Linked DNA regions of Mus musculus: region 1 is linked to region 2. Evidence: chromatin loops called from intact Hi-C (ENCODE). Cell type or tissue: gastrocnemius. All regions are shown on one strand.

Region 1 (8,000 bases), 52 kb before region 2:
GGCCACTAAAGTATCTATTGGCTTTGACTTGGGAATGAGTAAAAATATCAGGGGATTTGATCCACTAAAACAGTAGTGACTAAGGTCTGCCTCTTCCTTACTTTTGCTGCAATAAGACACTGTGACCAAGGCAGCAAACTTATAAAAGTGAATGTGTACTTCAGACTCCTATCTACAAACTGAGAGTCTACTGTGGTACAGGAAAGGCATTGGGAGAGGAACAGCTGAGAGCTCACTCGGTCCACAAGTGGGAGGCAGAGAGGGAATCGCTGAGAATGCCCTGGGTTTGGAAACCTACAAACCCAGCCCCAGGGGACACAGCTCTTCCACAGGGCCACACTGCCTAATCCCTCCCAATCAGATGTACCAACTAGAGGACAAGGCGTTAAAGCACATGACCCTCCCTCTGTGGACAAACCTCATTTAGCCCCCTACATACATGCTTGGCATTATCACTAGGGAGGAAAAAGTCCCTGAAGGCAAAAGTAAAGACAGCCACAGTGCAGATGTGGTGGGAGGGATACTCTCGCTTCCTGTTCACATGTAACATTTGTGAGGGAACTGTAAGTGAAAAAGAAACACCGTGTGTATAAATCTGTGCTTTGGTTGGGGTATTGTCCCTATAGTGCAGGGTGCTGGTTTTATTTGTTATTGGTTTTTTCTTCCTTTTTCTTTTGTTGCAACCAAAGGACTCCTATATACCTACTTTGGTTTAATTTCTAGTCCATGTGTTGGGATTTTTTTTCCCCCGGACCTGTCTATCAGCAGAGGTCGAGGAAGGTACTCAACCTCACTTCATGGCCAGCCTCTTCAGAAAAGAGGATTACCTCAGGGTTACGTAAGCATGTGGTGCCTTCCCCAGTCCTTGTGTGGGCTTGCCTCTGTAAAATTAGCCTACGCTGGACTTGCAGGGATGTAGAAGCACACTACTGCTCTCCTGAAAGTCACAGAACAGCATCTGCGCTCCATTTGTTTGATATCGCTGCTCTCCAGAAGCAGCAGCTTCTGAATTCAACTTTCAAGTTCCATGCCATGATGATATCGACACTTATTTAATACCTGAATATTACTCTTAGCAGAGGAATCTTGGTATCTCCAGAAAGAATATGCCCTGAGACAATCTGAACAGACCATAACGGCAATCAAATACTGTCCCCAAACAAGACCAGACAATCCCAACACATGGACTAGAAATTAAACGCCTGCTTAGATGCAGACAGCCATGTGAAATCCATTGAGTTTGGTCTTGCAATCAAACCTAGAGCAGGACATAGCAGACCTGAGAGCTCTTCAGTGCCCCAGAACCTGTTCGGAGGGAGTCATACAATGGTAATGTTGGGTGGAGTCTGGGCAGGATGCTCTCTGAGATAAGAGCACAGGGAACCTCCTCTGCAGACAGAACACCCAAGGTGAGCTGCAGGACAACATCCTAACAGGGATCCAGGGACAAAGTGCCAGGTCCCAGCTCTGGGCAGCTGAAAACCCATATGTACCAATTTTTAACAGGTGCTCAAGAAGAGAAGGCACCCACTAGAAGATACACAGAAACACTATGGTTCACCAAATATGAGTAAGCAAAATTCCAAGACTATTCCAAGTGAGACCTACTCAGGCCACACCATCCTAGCCTTCCCTGTTCTGTGACTTTGGTATGACACATCATCTGTGCATCTGTGCAGAAGAGAGATTCTGAGGGGAAAAAATGGGACATAGATCACACTTAAGAGCCTTGTTATAATCTTGGGCTGGTCTGAAGGATCTTTGCAAAGACTTGGACCCTGATCATGAATGATTCCCTCCCCCCCCCCAATTTCTTCTCCTTCACTTTTTCCCCATAAAGGGAGAAGCATTGACCTTGTTCATGTCTGTTCAGGCCTCCGCGCTTAGAACCGCTCCTGGCTGAAGACATGTCATGGGGCCAAACTGTCTCCATGCTTCTCATTTTCTTTGGTTGTCCCCTCAACGAGAGTCCCAGGAAGAGCTCAGCCCACCCGCTCCGGGTGTTCTTCAGTGGCTGTCCCTTGTGTGAGCTTCAGCAAACTCGCAGGAATAAAGACTTGTTTTTCAGGGTTCTTTTACAGCCTGCAGCTCCAAAGAGTCCCATCCTTGAATCTTCCCCAGATTGAAATGGTAAGAAAATAACAGCTGGGGAGTAGTGTTTAGAGACAGGCCTCCTGTAGGGAGGCAGGGACAGATTTTGTCCCTTGGATAGGAGTTTAGCATGCACTGAAGTGCAGATAGAAAGAAGTCCCTGTCATATGAGGACCCAGAGAATGGCAGCCTCTGTAAACCAGGAAGTGGTGTCACTGGAAATCCACTCATCTGTCACCTGATGGGTACTAATTGCAAATGCATTTTCCTCGGGTCTCTGAGCAAGAGCTGAGAGCTAAAAAATTAGAACATGCCTGAGTCTGCAAAACTAGCATGCCACAGACAGACATTCTACTGTGCACAAATAGACTCCAGAGAGAGAAAATAATTCTCTTTGAAATGGCTATGTTCCCAGGCTTGTATCCTAGGAATATCATACATTTGTTATAACGGATTGAAATATCAAGCCACATTAATTTCATTATGGAGAATGAGGATCCTTATGGAGTATGAAAGTATTACTAAATACAGTTGACAATGTCATGGTAATAAACATATGTCTAGAGACAGCATGTATGGCCAGTAATGAAAGATCAATGGGACAGGCAGTGGGAGAAACAATTGATTCAGGGGACCCAAGGGGGCGGCAAGATGCAGAATGGAGGGACCCAGAGACCTCATTTGTTGTGTGACCTCCATCAAGCCACTGAGTTGAACCTGGACTTCTTAGTATGCTCACTGCTCCTCAAAAAAAATGCTTGCTTGACCTCCCTTGGAAGCTGCAGGACAGATGTCCATGAGCTCTTCATGGAGAACTCTTCTTTTAACATGACAGCCAGGGTATGTGTCTGAGTATCCGTGTTCATACCAAAACATAAAGGTCAAAGTGCCCAGCCCAGCCCTAAACACCCATCCAATCCATGTCATCCACTCCCTCCCACTCACTGATCAGCCAAGTGCTAAACACGCATCCACTCCATGTCATCCACTCCCTCCCACTCACTGATCAGCCAAGTGCTGGGAGACAGCATTTCAGTGCAGGGCTCCTCCCCTTATCTTCAGTCCAACCCAGTCCTCCTTCCTGAAGTTGCTCTATGTAGTCCTCTATGGGAACTCAACCTGGACCCAGGTTAAAGGATTCCCAGAAACTGATCTCACTACTACTGTGCTCATGCCCTAAGCACAGTGGAAGGCTTGGCCTGGATATCTTTCTCTGTGTACACAAGGAGGCCCTACCACACGGTTTCTGCCCTTGCTGGAAACCTGGAGACTCCTCGTGCCTAGAGAGGGTCATCTGCAGGACAAGCCTAGGCTGCTTGGCCGAGGCCTGCCAGCTTTTCCAACCTCTCAGGTTCCAGTGATATGCGAAGATCACTTAGGAATTCTTCCAGGGTGTTTCCAAAGAGCAGAGGGACCCCAGTGGATCTAATGAAGTCTGTGGATCACTCAGACAGGATCATCTGGATGTTGGAGTTGATAAGGAGAAAGCAATGCCCTGCTGCAGAGTGGGGATCCCAGCGAAGGAAAGAACCCATGACCACCAGAGGGCAGCAGAGCTCAGCATAGTGCAGTGCAGGCTGGGTGCTCTGGGAGGCAGCAGTCTGGCAAAGTTTCTGTGACTGCCAGGAAATAGGGCATTGAGCTCAGAGACCTGAATCCAAAAACATCCTGCTATGGGAGGCAGAACAACAAATTTCATGACTTTGGAAACCAGGAACACGGGCAGGAGAACCTGATCACATTCTAGGACCATTAATCTTCTTCTCTGACAGAGGGAGGGTGGAGGCATGAGCGAGAGGGGGAGAGAGAGAGAATGTATGGATGAATGAATGAATGAATGAATGAATGAATTTTTGGTGTGGAACATCTGTTGAGCCCGAGGTCTCCTCCTAAGTCAGTACTTTCTCCTTCCTTCAGGGGCACTGCCCTCTCCCTTTATGGCAAGCACTTTTCAAAAGTTGCAGGAGAAGCCTCAGAGGATGTTGAAGACTTTTCCATCTCTCTTCTTCCAAAGTGGGGAGCATCCTGCCTTGATGGTTAACTGTCTTCTACAGGGAGAAGCCTACAGTGGAGCTCATGAGGGGGCACCTGTCTCATCAGAAGTGACAGGTCCTCACCAGGTTGTTCTTTGGAGGCAGAGGCCAATTAAGCAAACCCCACATCCTATCAGTCCTTGAGATACTCCTCCTTCCTCCTACAGGCACAGCAGACCTAGGACACCACCAGCACCACCTCCCCTATGTATCCTCCTGAGATGCTCATTGCCTCAGGGCCTGATGTCAGCCTCTGTCACAAGAAAGGCTGGGCTTTCATGACCCATGCGTGGGATGGGGTGAACAGCAGCTCTGGATACTTGGTGAGGGCCCAGCTAGCCAGAATTTTAAGTTCATTAGTTCCTACCCAGCTGCCAGGATCAATTTCATAGTCACAGGACACACGTTCCTGAGGGCTTCCTTGGTCCTGGCGATATCTTCACCCTGCTGTGCTGAGGACTGCCCTTTGTTTCATCAGTCCTCGGAGGTCCCTGTGACTGTTCTAGCTCTGCACTTGGATATGGCCTCCCAGAGAGCAGCATGTGGGAGCTGTCCCATTCAGCCATGCCTGTCCTCCCTCAGACAGCAGTATCACATTCTCAGAGGCATGGAGCGGTGCATCCAGAAAAAAAAAAAAGCAGTGTTTCTTTGGACACTAGGAAGGTCTCTCTCACAGCTGTCATTCCAGTACACCCATGGCAGAACAGTACACCCATGCCAACATTCTTTCACTAGACCTAGCTCTTTTAGAGGCTGAGGACAAAGGCTTGCTTTGTCCCCTGCATGCCTTGACTGATGTGGTGACATCTCGCATATAAGGTGCCTTCTGTCTAGGCTGTTAGCAAAGTTTCAGTATTTTGTATATTTAGTTTCTAGTATTAAAAAAAAAAATAGGAGACAGATATGTCTCCAAACTCCTGTTTCAGCTTTGTAGAGAGCCTTCTGGAAAGGGAGAGAGGACTCCTAGATCTGTCACCTTCATATTCTTTCTCTTGGTTGACTTTTATCCAGTACAGGACCTGCACCATAGGCCAGGTCAACTGCAGCCTCAATATTTCCTGCCTCTTCACTGTTCAGCTAGGGAGGCCCAGTAGGCTGGGGCCTGGGCACAGAATATGAAGACATTAAGATTTGACTCTGGAAAGAATCCAAACTTGGCTGATTCCCTACCCAACTCCCTCCATCAATGGGTTCCAGGTCTTCATGCTGCCTACTTAAGATGTCAAGGGCAAAGGAAGCTGGCAGTTGCTCTGAACATCTTAGGAGAGATTGCTGACCATTACCCTGCTGTGTAGAATGCCTGAAATGTATTCTTCCTGCCCGCCCAAAACTGTGTTCCCTCAGGGGAACAAGAAGCCTATTATTTCCTTTCTGCTGACATCCCTGTGCCTAGTGGCTGGGGATGAACACTGGGCTCTCCGCATTTGGTATTGAACAGATAGAAATGCCACGAGGAAGCCCTGGGGTGGAGGTGTACACCTTTAATTCCAGCACTTGGGAGGCAGAGGCAGGTGGATCTCTGAGTTCCTTGCCAGCCTTGTCTTCTTGAGGGAGTTCTAGGATACCAGGGCTATGCAGAGAAACCCTGACTTGAGACCACCCTGCCCCAAAGTGAGAAATGTCAAAATGTCATGTGGAGATGAAGGCAGCATATCTCACTCAGTACCTCATCTTGGACAGTGGGGTAGTTAATGTAAGTTAAACAACAGCTTGTGGCAGTTAGGGTTTGCCCATCCCCCAAAGTTCTGCCCACCAATCCCCTTTCTCCAAGGGGGCGGGGTCTACCAGCCTCCCTTCCTTCTTCATGCTTTGTCATTGAACATCCCACTGCCTGATGAGGATCAGTGTATAAAGTATATGTCTGTTGTAGTTTACTTTGTATTGATGTGACAGACACTGTGCCCAAAAGCAACTTGGGGCACAGAAGGCTTATGTGACTCACATATCCTGATCATTAACCATTTGAAAAGAAGTCAAGGCAGGAAATCAAACAGGGCAGGAACCTGGAGGCAGGAAGTGAAAGGGAGCCTAGAGAGGAGGGATGCTGACTGGCTTGCTGACCTGACTCTCCTGCTCAGGACATACTGCCCAGTACTAGCACATTCCCTAGTGGTTGTTCCATCCCTTGTAGAGTTTTCTACTGGGTCACCGGAGCAAGCCTCATTCAACCAAAATAGGCTGCCCATCACAGCCCCACCATCAGCCACATCCTGCCACTTCCTTAGCCGCTCCTCCAGCTCTTGCCCTGGCTTCTAACTGTCATCTCATCCCAGGGCTGCTGGAGAAGCAGAAGAGGTCCAATAGCCTGCCCTGTCCTAGCTACCTCTTGAAGAACTGTAACATTTTGGCTCCTCTGGCCAGACCCCCAACCTCTTGGGACCTTTCCTTCTAGCCAGCCCAACTAGGGGTCCCTGCAGGATGTACTCTGGTACAGAGACCCAACAGTTTTACAGATTTCAATGTGTTTTGAAATATCAACCAGATCTAGAGTTGACAACTGTTTTTCTGTTTTGCTGCTCTGCAGGATATCTATTTCCTTTGGTCACTTTTCCTTTGTTGTGCAGAAGTTTTTAAACTTCAGGGAAGCCCACATATTAATTCCTAAGTCCATCTCCTACCTTACCCACATAATTTTCAAAGTCCTAGGCTTAATTGATTATGTGTGCTGTGATTTCCTGGAGCATTTCAGGCCCTGCCCTTGCAGCTTTTGGTTCATTTGGAATAATCTTAATGTGTGGTCAGAGGGACTTCAATCTCCCACAGGTGGGAAACTTGGTTTTCCCAGCACCATTTGTTGACCACAGTGAGCCTTTCCCTGCAGCTTCCCATCACCACCTTTCTGTAGAATCAGATGTCTCTCACTGTGTGGATTATCTCACTTTTAGATTATCCGCTCCAGGTCAGTGAGCTGCTATGCCACACCATACTGTTTGCCATTCTATAGACTTGAACTACTGGAGTTTCTCTAGCATGATGCTTTCCTCTTCCTCTTCCTCTTTTTCTTCCTCTTTCTTTCTTCTTTCTCCTCTTCCTGTTGTTCTTTCTCCTCCTCCATCTTTTCTCTTCCCCTCCTCCTCATCATTTTCACTTCCTTCTCCTTTTCCTTCTTCTCTTTATTCTTCACCTTCAGTTCTTCTTTCTCTTCTACCCCATGTTTTGTTTTCTTGAGGCACCGTAGCTCTGGCTGTCATGAACATGATATGTATACCAGGCTGGCCTCAAACTCAAGGCATGTCACCTCCTCTGTCTCGACAGGGCTCCAATTAATGACTTGTGCAGCACAGCGGGAAGGACTTTCTTCTCCTTAGGAATACTTTCATTGATGGAGGACTTTTATTCTTCAATAAGACAAGATTCTTGTCTGTGACAAATGTAACTAGAGTCTCAATGCAGACTGGGGCTTACCAGCAGATCACTTTGACCAATATAGACATTTTACTACGTAGATTTGCTAGTTTTTCTCTCAAAAAGATTATTAATAGGATTGTTGTCCCTGGCAAATTTGTGGTTAGCTTATGAAAATGTTACTGATCACGAGGTCCCCAGTGGAGGAGTTAGAGAAAGGACTGAAGGAGCGGAAGGGGTTTGCAGCCCCATAGGAAGAACAACAATATCAACCAGCCAGAGCTTCCAGGGTCTAAACCACCAACCAAGCATCTAAACAAATGGAGTGACCAGCCACATATTTAAGAAAGGATGGCCTTGGGCTGGTGAGATGGCTCAGTGGGTAAGAGCACCCGACTGCTCTTCCGAAGGTCCAAAGTTCAAATCCCAGCAACCACATGGTGGCTCACAACCACCCGTAATGAGATCTGATGCCCTCTTCTGGAGTGTCTGAAGACAGCTACAGTGTACTTACATATAATAAATAAATAA
Region 2 (8,000 bases):
GAGGGACCCAATAAAAGAACCCCTCTCTGGATCCTCATCCCTGCTCCTGCTCCTGCTCCTTCAGAGGCAGGACCTGCTTCCCCTCAAGCAATGAACTAGGGTGGTTGTACTGGCTGGTTTTGTGTGTTAACTTGACACAGCTGGAGTTATCACAGAGAAAGGAGCTTCAGTTGAGGAAATGCCTCCATGGGATCCAACTGTAAGGCATTTTCTCAATTAGTGATCAAGGGGGAAAGGCCCCTTGTGGGTGGGACCATCCCTTGGCTAGTAGTCTTGGTTCTATAAGAGAGCAGGCTGAGCAAGCTAGGGGAAGCAAGCCAGTAAAGAACATCCCTCCATGGCCTCTGCATCAGCTCCTGCTTCCTGACCTGTTTGAGTTCCAGTCCTGATTTCCTTGGTGATAAACAGCAGTATGGATTTGTAAGCTGAATAAACTCTTTCCTCCCCAACTTACTTCTTGGTTATGATGTTTGTGCAGGAATAGAAACCCTAAGACAGTGGTTCACTGTTTCTCCCTTGCAAATGTATGCTTTATCTCTCAGTGCAATTGTAGTCTCTGAGGATAGCTTAAGCCTAGTCCTAGAAACCTAGAGCCTCCATATGATCTTATCCAGGCCTAGAATGTTTTCAGCCTCTAAGACTTACTTTGGAATAAGCTCACCCCTTCCTGTTTTGTTTTGTTTTTTCCTGATCCCTATAAAATCCTCCCCAGTAAAACTGCTTCCTTGTCTTCTTCTTCTCTCTCTCTCTGAACTTCTCTCTTTTAAGTAGTTCTTTTTCCTCTCTCTTCTCATGTGAGGCATATCCTCTTCTGTTAAATTTTTCTTGAATTCATCACTTTGTCTGCCACTCAATTAGACATGACTTTTAAACAGGATGCTACTTTCTACATAGTACTTCACCTTCTCTGTGATTAAATATGTGTGCTAAGGTTGAGTCATACTACAACTAGGAACACACTATTCAAGGAAAAAGCACAGGGTGCTGGAGAGATGGCTCAGCAGTTAAAAGCACTGACTGGTCTTCCAAAGGTCCCAAGTTCAAATCCCAGCAACCACGTGGTGGCTCACAACCATCTGTAATGAGATCTGATGCCCTCCTCCGAGGTGTCTGAAGACAGCTACAGTGTACTTACACATAATAAATAAATAATAAATCTTAAAAAAAAAAAGCACAATCTCTGGGTTCAGAGTTTAATCAAATATCATGCAGCAGTTCCTGGGCAGTGCGACTACCTACAGCTGTTTGTTGTCCCAGGATGATTCTATGGCTGTGATCAAGGCCATGGCCAAGAGCATGTTAGGGAGCAAATGGTTGGTTTACTTTGCATATTCCACTCTAACCCTTCACTGAGGAAAGCTGGGGTAAGGAGTAAAGCAGGAGCAGAGGCAAGCATCATGGAGGAAAGTTACTGACTCGTTCTCCCCAACTTCCTTAGCTTGCCTTCTTGAATGACCAAGAACCACTGCTTAGGGATCAAGAAAACAGCCCATTGCCGGGCAGTGGTGGCACACGCCTTTAATCCCAGCACTCGGGAGGCAGAGGCAGGTGGATTTCTGAGTTCGAGTCCAGCCTGGTCTACAAAGTGAGTTCCAGGACAGCCAGGGCTACACAGAGAAACCCTGTCTCGAAAAAAACAAAAAAACAAAAGCCCATGGATATGACTACAGGTCAAAAAGTGGAGGTATTCCTTTTTTTTTTTTTTAAAGACTTATTTTTTTCTATTTATTTTATATGTATGAGTACACTGTAGCTGTCTTCAGACACATCAGAAGATGGCATCGGGTCCCATTAGAGATGGTTGTGAGCCACTGTGTGGTTGCTGGGAACTGAACTCAGGACCTCCGGAAGAGCAGTCTGTGATCTTAACCGCTGAGCCACCTCTCCAGCCCTATAGGTAATTTCTTAGTTGATTTTTTTTTTCCTTCTCTTGTGACTCTTGTGTCAAGTTGACAAAAACCAGGCAGTGCTCTTGCCTTCTCTCTGTGGGCGTCCATTTCCTACTTACTCAGCAGACTGAAAAGAGGTGGTGTTCCCTAAGACGGTGGATGGGCCAATGATGGCCTCCTACTTGTGAGCCACACTGCATCTCTCAACAGTTTTTCCCCCTGGCAAGAGGTGATTCCTACTTCCCCTGCATTGTCTTAGTTAGGGTTTCCATTGCTGTGAAGAGACACCATGACCAAGGCAATATTTTACTGCCTTGTCACGTATAATATTTTATTGGGGCTGACTCAATGGTCATGAGTTTCAGACCATATCATTCTGGTGGGAAGCATGGCAGTGTCTAGACAGGCATAGCAATGAGTGTTCCACATCATGTTCCAAAGGCAAACAAGAGACTGGCTTCCAGGCTCCTAGCAGGAGGGTCTACAGGCCCACCTCTATAGTGACACACCTACTCCAACAAGTGCTGTTCCATGTGCCAAGCATGTGCAAACCACCACATGCAGTTTCACAGCTCTTCCCCTGTGTCCTCCCCTCTCCTGTTGTAGCCAGCATTTGTCTTGATCTGAAATGATCTTTCTGCACGTAAAGTACTTCTCTCTATGGGTACTTTGGCTTCCCAGAAATTACCTCCTTTGTGTACTGTGACAGGCTCTGTGTGTGCTTGGGTGGAAACATCTGGGCATGTATTGGTGTGTCTTTCAGAGTGTTTGTTCTCTAACATAAGAATGTTTTCTAGAACCTTCCCTCAGGCTGCATTTCCAGCTGTATCAAACTGAGAAAACAGCTACATTCTCATCCTTCAGCTGCTTGGGATCCCTGACCATGGACACAATGACATCAGTTGCTCTTTCTCCTAACACCCTGATGTTCCCACCATGAGGCATCATCACATCTGAACCAGAACAAACCATCCTGTTGTTTATTTTCTCACAGCAGGAGAAGCCGAAGTCATATAATTGATAAGTTCCCTATCAACACTAGAGTCATTCCCCTAGCCATATGTCTTATCCCCTTTCCAAGTCACAAAGCTATTACTAATGCCTCCCAAAGTTTGCAGAGAATCCAAGGCTTTGAGACCACAGACTCTTCCACTGATTTTTTTGTCCCCTCCCCCATCTTCTTCAACTGAGTCCAAGGTAAATCAGCTAAGGGTCCTGCCTTAAACCTCATTTGAGGAGGGGGCCTGTGAATGTACATCTCTAGGTCGATTCCCCCACCAGCAGCTGTGCTACCTGTGTGTGATGGTCTCTGCACCTGTGTCTTACAGGTTCTAATTCCTAAAAAGTGGAGGAAGCTTGCCTACTAGAGACTACACACTAGATAGTGGATACCTCATTCTGCACTCTAATATCTATAGTCAGGCATTAAGTGTGGATCCTGATCATGACAAAGACAGCATGCTAGGCAGACATGAAAACCTGAAAACGCCAAACCCATCCTCAATAAGCTATTGAATTGCAACCATGAATGCAGTGCTGACAAGTAATGAACCCTGCTGAGTCGTGGGGCTCCTCAAATGCTCATTATCCCTCCCCATTAATCTCACCTGTGCCCTGGCAGTCACAGCTCTTTGAGAAGATGCAGAGGTCAGTAGATGTGAAAGGCCAAAGCAGTGCTCTGAGTCAATGCAGGAAATGGCACTGGGCCTCTGAAAGTGTCATGGAAAAGCATCAGGAAAAGGAATAGACAGAGGTTGGATTGTCTTACAGAAGGACGATCAAGGTGACAGATTTGGGTGTGTGTGTGTATGCCTGTGTGCATGTATATGTATACATGTATGTATTTATGTGTGTGTGATTTCTATGTGGGCCCACTCCATAGGGTCCAGGCACCTTGCCTCAGGTGAGTGTGGCAGAGGCACAAAAAAAGCTGAGAGGATCCCAGAGCTGCCTAACTTCCTTCAATGAAGACAACCAGAGACTGATTGGCTCCAACCTCAGAACCTGGACAAGGTCTCAGAAGTGGTTTCCCCTACCTAGCCCATGCTCGTGGAGTACACTCACTGGCGAATGGCCAGCAGGATGAAGCTTTCACTCTGGGCATGCTGATGTCCCAGGTGCCATAGCTTGAGATATACAATCTATGAGGGTCACAGCTTCCAGTGCAAGGTGAAAGGAAGAACAGAGGCATAAGCCAGGAAGGGAAGGCAGCTGGTACCTGTGCTCATCAACTTAGGGATTCTTTACTTTTCTTACCTTAGCACTGGGGCTAAGGTATCCACAGAGCTCAGGTCTGGAAAGAGAGCCTCAACTCTCCCAGACGAGAGACAAATATCCGGGCACATGTGGAAGGCTGTCCTTTGGCAGTGCTTTTCATGTGTGTCTTGCCATATGTGGCCAGGGGCTCCTACCAGTCAGAGAGAGGGAAGTTCTTGCAGGTAGTTGTCAGGAGCGTGAAGCCCCGGCATCAATCACAAGAGCTCAAGTCTGCAAAGGCACTGCTCCCTGGTAAAAAAGTCTGTTCTTCCTGGGTGGCCAGGTGAGCCCTTCCCGCTGCTTTACCTTCAAGGAGTTGTGACACTTTGGCTGTAGCAGGTTTCCATCCTGCAGTCTGACTCAATCACCATGTCACCCTGCTATTTGCATGTCCTGGTTGACTTGAGTCTCTGGAAAACTGCAATCTTCATATCCCAGATGTCTTTTTAGCTGGAGTTTCCATGTAGCAAGCTAGAGGTTCATGACACTCCGAGTGGTTATGACACGGATATCAACCAAGGAGCCTGGTAGAGCAGGACCATTGCTGAAGGCAAATTTGACTTTTGCTCCTGGCACAGCCTGAACATCACTAGTACTGCTGTTTCTCTGACAAAACATTTGAGTGGGCTTAGGAAACACTCCAGGCCAGGTTGTTCTTGATCAAGGGTGATCCACAAATGTCTCCTGTGGTTATAGATTCTCAGTCCTGACACTCGGAAAGAAAGCCCTTTGCACAAAGTAGCAATTCTAGGTGTTGTCAAAAAACAATAATAATTAGATTGAAGATTGAAGTTTGCACATGCTCAACTCAGGCAGCAAGATCTGTAGTGTGGGACACATGTCTGCCTCCTTACCCTCCCCTCTGTCTCACTTTTAGGTCACTCTGCTCTGAATTCCAGTTCTTTCATTTCTCAAAACGGATCATTTGTGCAGTTCAGTACCACTTTCTAGAACAGCAAGTGTCCTTTTACAGTCTTTCCTGCTAAAGATAAACTCAGTATTTAGTCAGAGCCTAACTAGTTCTTCTTGGGAGGAACTAACAGACACATCCCTGCCCACAGTCAAGTGCAGCTCACCAATAGCCACTCTTGAAGCACAGTGGGGCCGTCTGGAGAAAGGGCTCATGGTAAGAGCTTAGACTGTTTTTCTTTGAGATTATCTTATTTTAGATCCCAGCACTCATGTCTAGACACTAACCATCACTACTCCCTCCAGCTCCTAGGTGACCCAGAGCCCTCTACTGGTCATCATAATTGCCTGCACTTACATGCACAGCTTACAGAGAGAGAGAGAGAGAGAGAGAGAGAGAGAGAGAGAGAGAGAGAGTGAGAGAGAGAGAGAGAGAGAGAGAGAGAGAGAGAGAGAGAGATGGGATGGGGAGAGAGAGGGGAGAGGGACGGAGAGGGAGGCAAATGAGGGAGGGAGGGGGAGAGGGGGAAGGAGAAGGAGAAGGAGGGGAGGGAGAGAGGAGGGGAGGGAGAAACTAAATGTCTTGAAAAAGGAAATAAACATTTAATGGAAAGTTCCACAAACACACACTACACTTTAATTTTTTGTTTTGTTTTGTTTTTAGACAAATAGATGACTTCTTAAGTCTTGATGGTGATCTTATAAGAATTCCTAAAATTCCTAAATTCTATGATTATTAAGCTTTTTGGGGGTTGTTTTTGTTTTTTTTTTCGAGACAGGATTTCTCTGTATAGCCCTGGCTGTCCTGGAACTCACTTTGTAGACCAGGCTGGCCTCGAACTCAGAAAGGTGCCTAGACAGAAGGCACCTTATATGCGAGATGTCACCACATCAGTCAAGGTATGCAGGGGACACGCCAAGCCTTTGTCCCCAGCCTCTAAAAGAGCTAGCTCTAGTGAAAGAATGTTGGCACAGGTGTACTGTTCTGCCAAGGGTGTACTGGAATGACAGCTGTGAGAGAGACCTTCCTGTGTCCAAAGTTTTCCTGGATGCACCGCTCCATGCCTCTGAGAATGTGATACTGCTGTCTGAGGGAGGACAGGCATGGCTGAATGGGACAGCTCCCACATGCTGCTCTCTGGGAGGCCATATCCAAGTGCAGGGCTAGAACAGTCACAGGGACCTCCGAGGACTGATGAAACAAAGGGCAGTCCTCAGCACAGCAGGGTGAAGATATCGCCAGGACCAAGGAAGCCCTCAGGAACCTGTGTCCTGTGACTATGAAATTGATCCTGGCAGCTGGGTAGGAAGTAATGAACTTAAAATTCTGGCTAGCTGGGCCCTCACCAAGTATCCAGAGCTGCTGTTCACCCCATCCCACGCATGGGTCATGAAAGCCCAGCCTTCCTTGTGACAGAGGCTGACATCAGGCCCTGAGGCAGTGAGCATCTCAGGAGGATACATGGGGGAGGTGGTGCTGGTGGTGTCCTAGGTCTGCTGTGCCTGTAGAAGGGGGTAAGGGTATCTCAAGGACTGATAGGATGTGGGGTTTGCTTAATTGGCCTCTGCCTCCAAAGAACAACCTGGTGAGGACCTGTCACTTCTGATGAGACAGGTGCCCCCTCATGAGCTCCACTGTAGGCTTCTCCCTGTAGAAGACAGTTAACCATCAAGGCAGGATGCTCCCCACTTTGGAAGAAGAGAGATGGAAAAGTCTTCAACATCCTCTGAGGCTTCTCCTGCAACTTTTGAAAAGTGCTTGCCATAAAGGGAGAGGGCAGTGCCCCTGAAGGAAGGAGAAAGTACTGACTTAGGAGGAGACCTCGGGCTCATCAGATGTTCTACACCAAAAATTCATTCATTCACTCATTCATTCACTCATTCATTCATTCATCCATACATTCTCTCTCTCTCTCCCCCTCTCGCTCATGCCTCCACCCTCCCTCTGTCAGAGAAGATGATTAATGGTCCTAGAATGTGATCAGGTTCTCCTGCCCGTGTTCCTGGTTTCCAAAGTCATGAAATTTGTTGTTCTGCCTCCCATAGCAGGATGTTTTTGGATTCAGGTCTCTGAGCTCAATGCCCTATTTCCTGGCAGTCACAGAAACTTTGCCAGACTGCTGCCTCCCAGAGCACCCAGCCTGCACTGCACTATGCTGAGCTCTGCTGCCCTCTGGTGGTCATGGGTTCTTTCCTTCGCTGGGATCCCCACTCTGCAGCAGGGCATTGCTTTCTCCTTATCAACTCCAACATCCAGATGATCCTGTCTGAGTGATCCACAGACTTCATTAGATCCACTGGGGTCCCTCTGCTCTTTGGAAACACCCTGGAAGAATTCCTAAGTGATCTTCACGTATCACTGGAACCTGAGAGGTTGGAAAAGCTGGCAGGCCTCGGCCAAGCAGCCTAGGCTTGTCCTGCAGATGACCCTCTCTAGGCACGAGGAGTCTCCAGGTTTCCAGCAAGGGCAGAAACCGTGTGGTAGGGCCTCCTTGTGTACACAGAGAAAGATATCCAGGCCAAGCCTTCCACTGTGCTTAGGGCATGAGCACAGTAGTAGTGAGATCAGTTTCTGGGAATCCTTTAACCTGGGTCCAGGTTGAGTTCCCATAGAGGACTACATAGAGCAACTTCAGGAAGGAGGACTGGGTTGGACTGAAGATAAGGGGAGGAGCCCTGCACTGAAATGCTGTCTCCCAGCACTTGGCTGATCAGTGAGTGGGAGGGAGTGGATGACATGGAGTGGATGCGTGTTTAGCACTTGGCTGATCAGTGAGTGGGAGGGAGTGGATGCGTGTTTAGGGCTGGGCTGGGCACTTTGACCTTTATGTTTTGGTATGAACACGGATACCCAGACACATACCCTGGCTGTCATGTTAAAAGAAGAGTTCTCCATAAAGAGCTCATGTACATGTGTCCTGCAGCTTCCAAGGGAGGCCAAACAAG

Evidence for each region. Peaks named below come from ENCODE experiments on the same cell type or tissue, not always from the same donor. Only the 100,000 strongest peaks of a DNase experiment are listed, where the experiment ranks them.
Region 1: a loop joins it to region 2, with 3 times the contacts of the local background. A loop is called at or near these places in 30 of 42 quality-filtered maps.

The regions. Positions count from the first base shown.
Region 1 is chr17:66,204,629-66,212,628 of GRCm38, reverse strand. No RefSeq gene overlaps it. Among named protein-coding and RNA genes, the nearest start is that of Gm20742, 16 kb to the right of the region's middle. In gastrocnemius, a CTCF peak has its summit at 3,668 (motif pointing right); no DNase peak of the experiment used is centred here.
Region 2 is chr17:66,152,437-66,160,436 of GRCm38, reverse strand. No RefSeq gene overlaps it. Among named protein-coding and RNA genes, the nearest start is that of Ddx11, 33 kb to the right of the region's middle. In gastrocnemius, a CTCF peak has its summit at 7,199 (motif pointing left); a DNase peak (open chromatin) is centred at 3,980.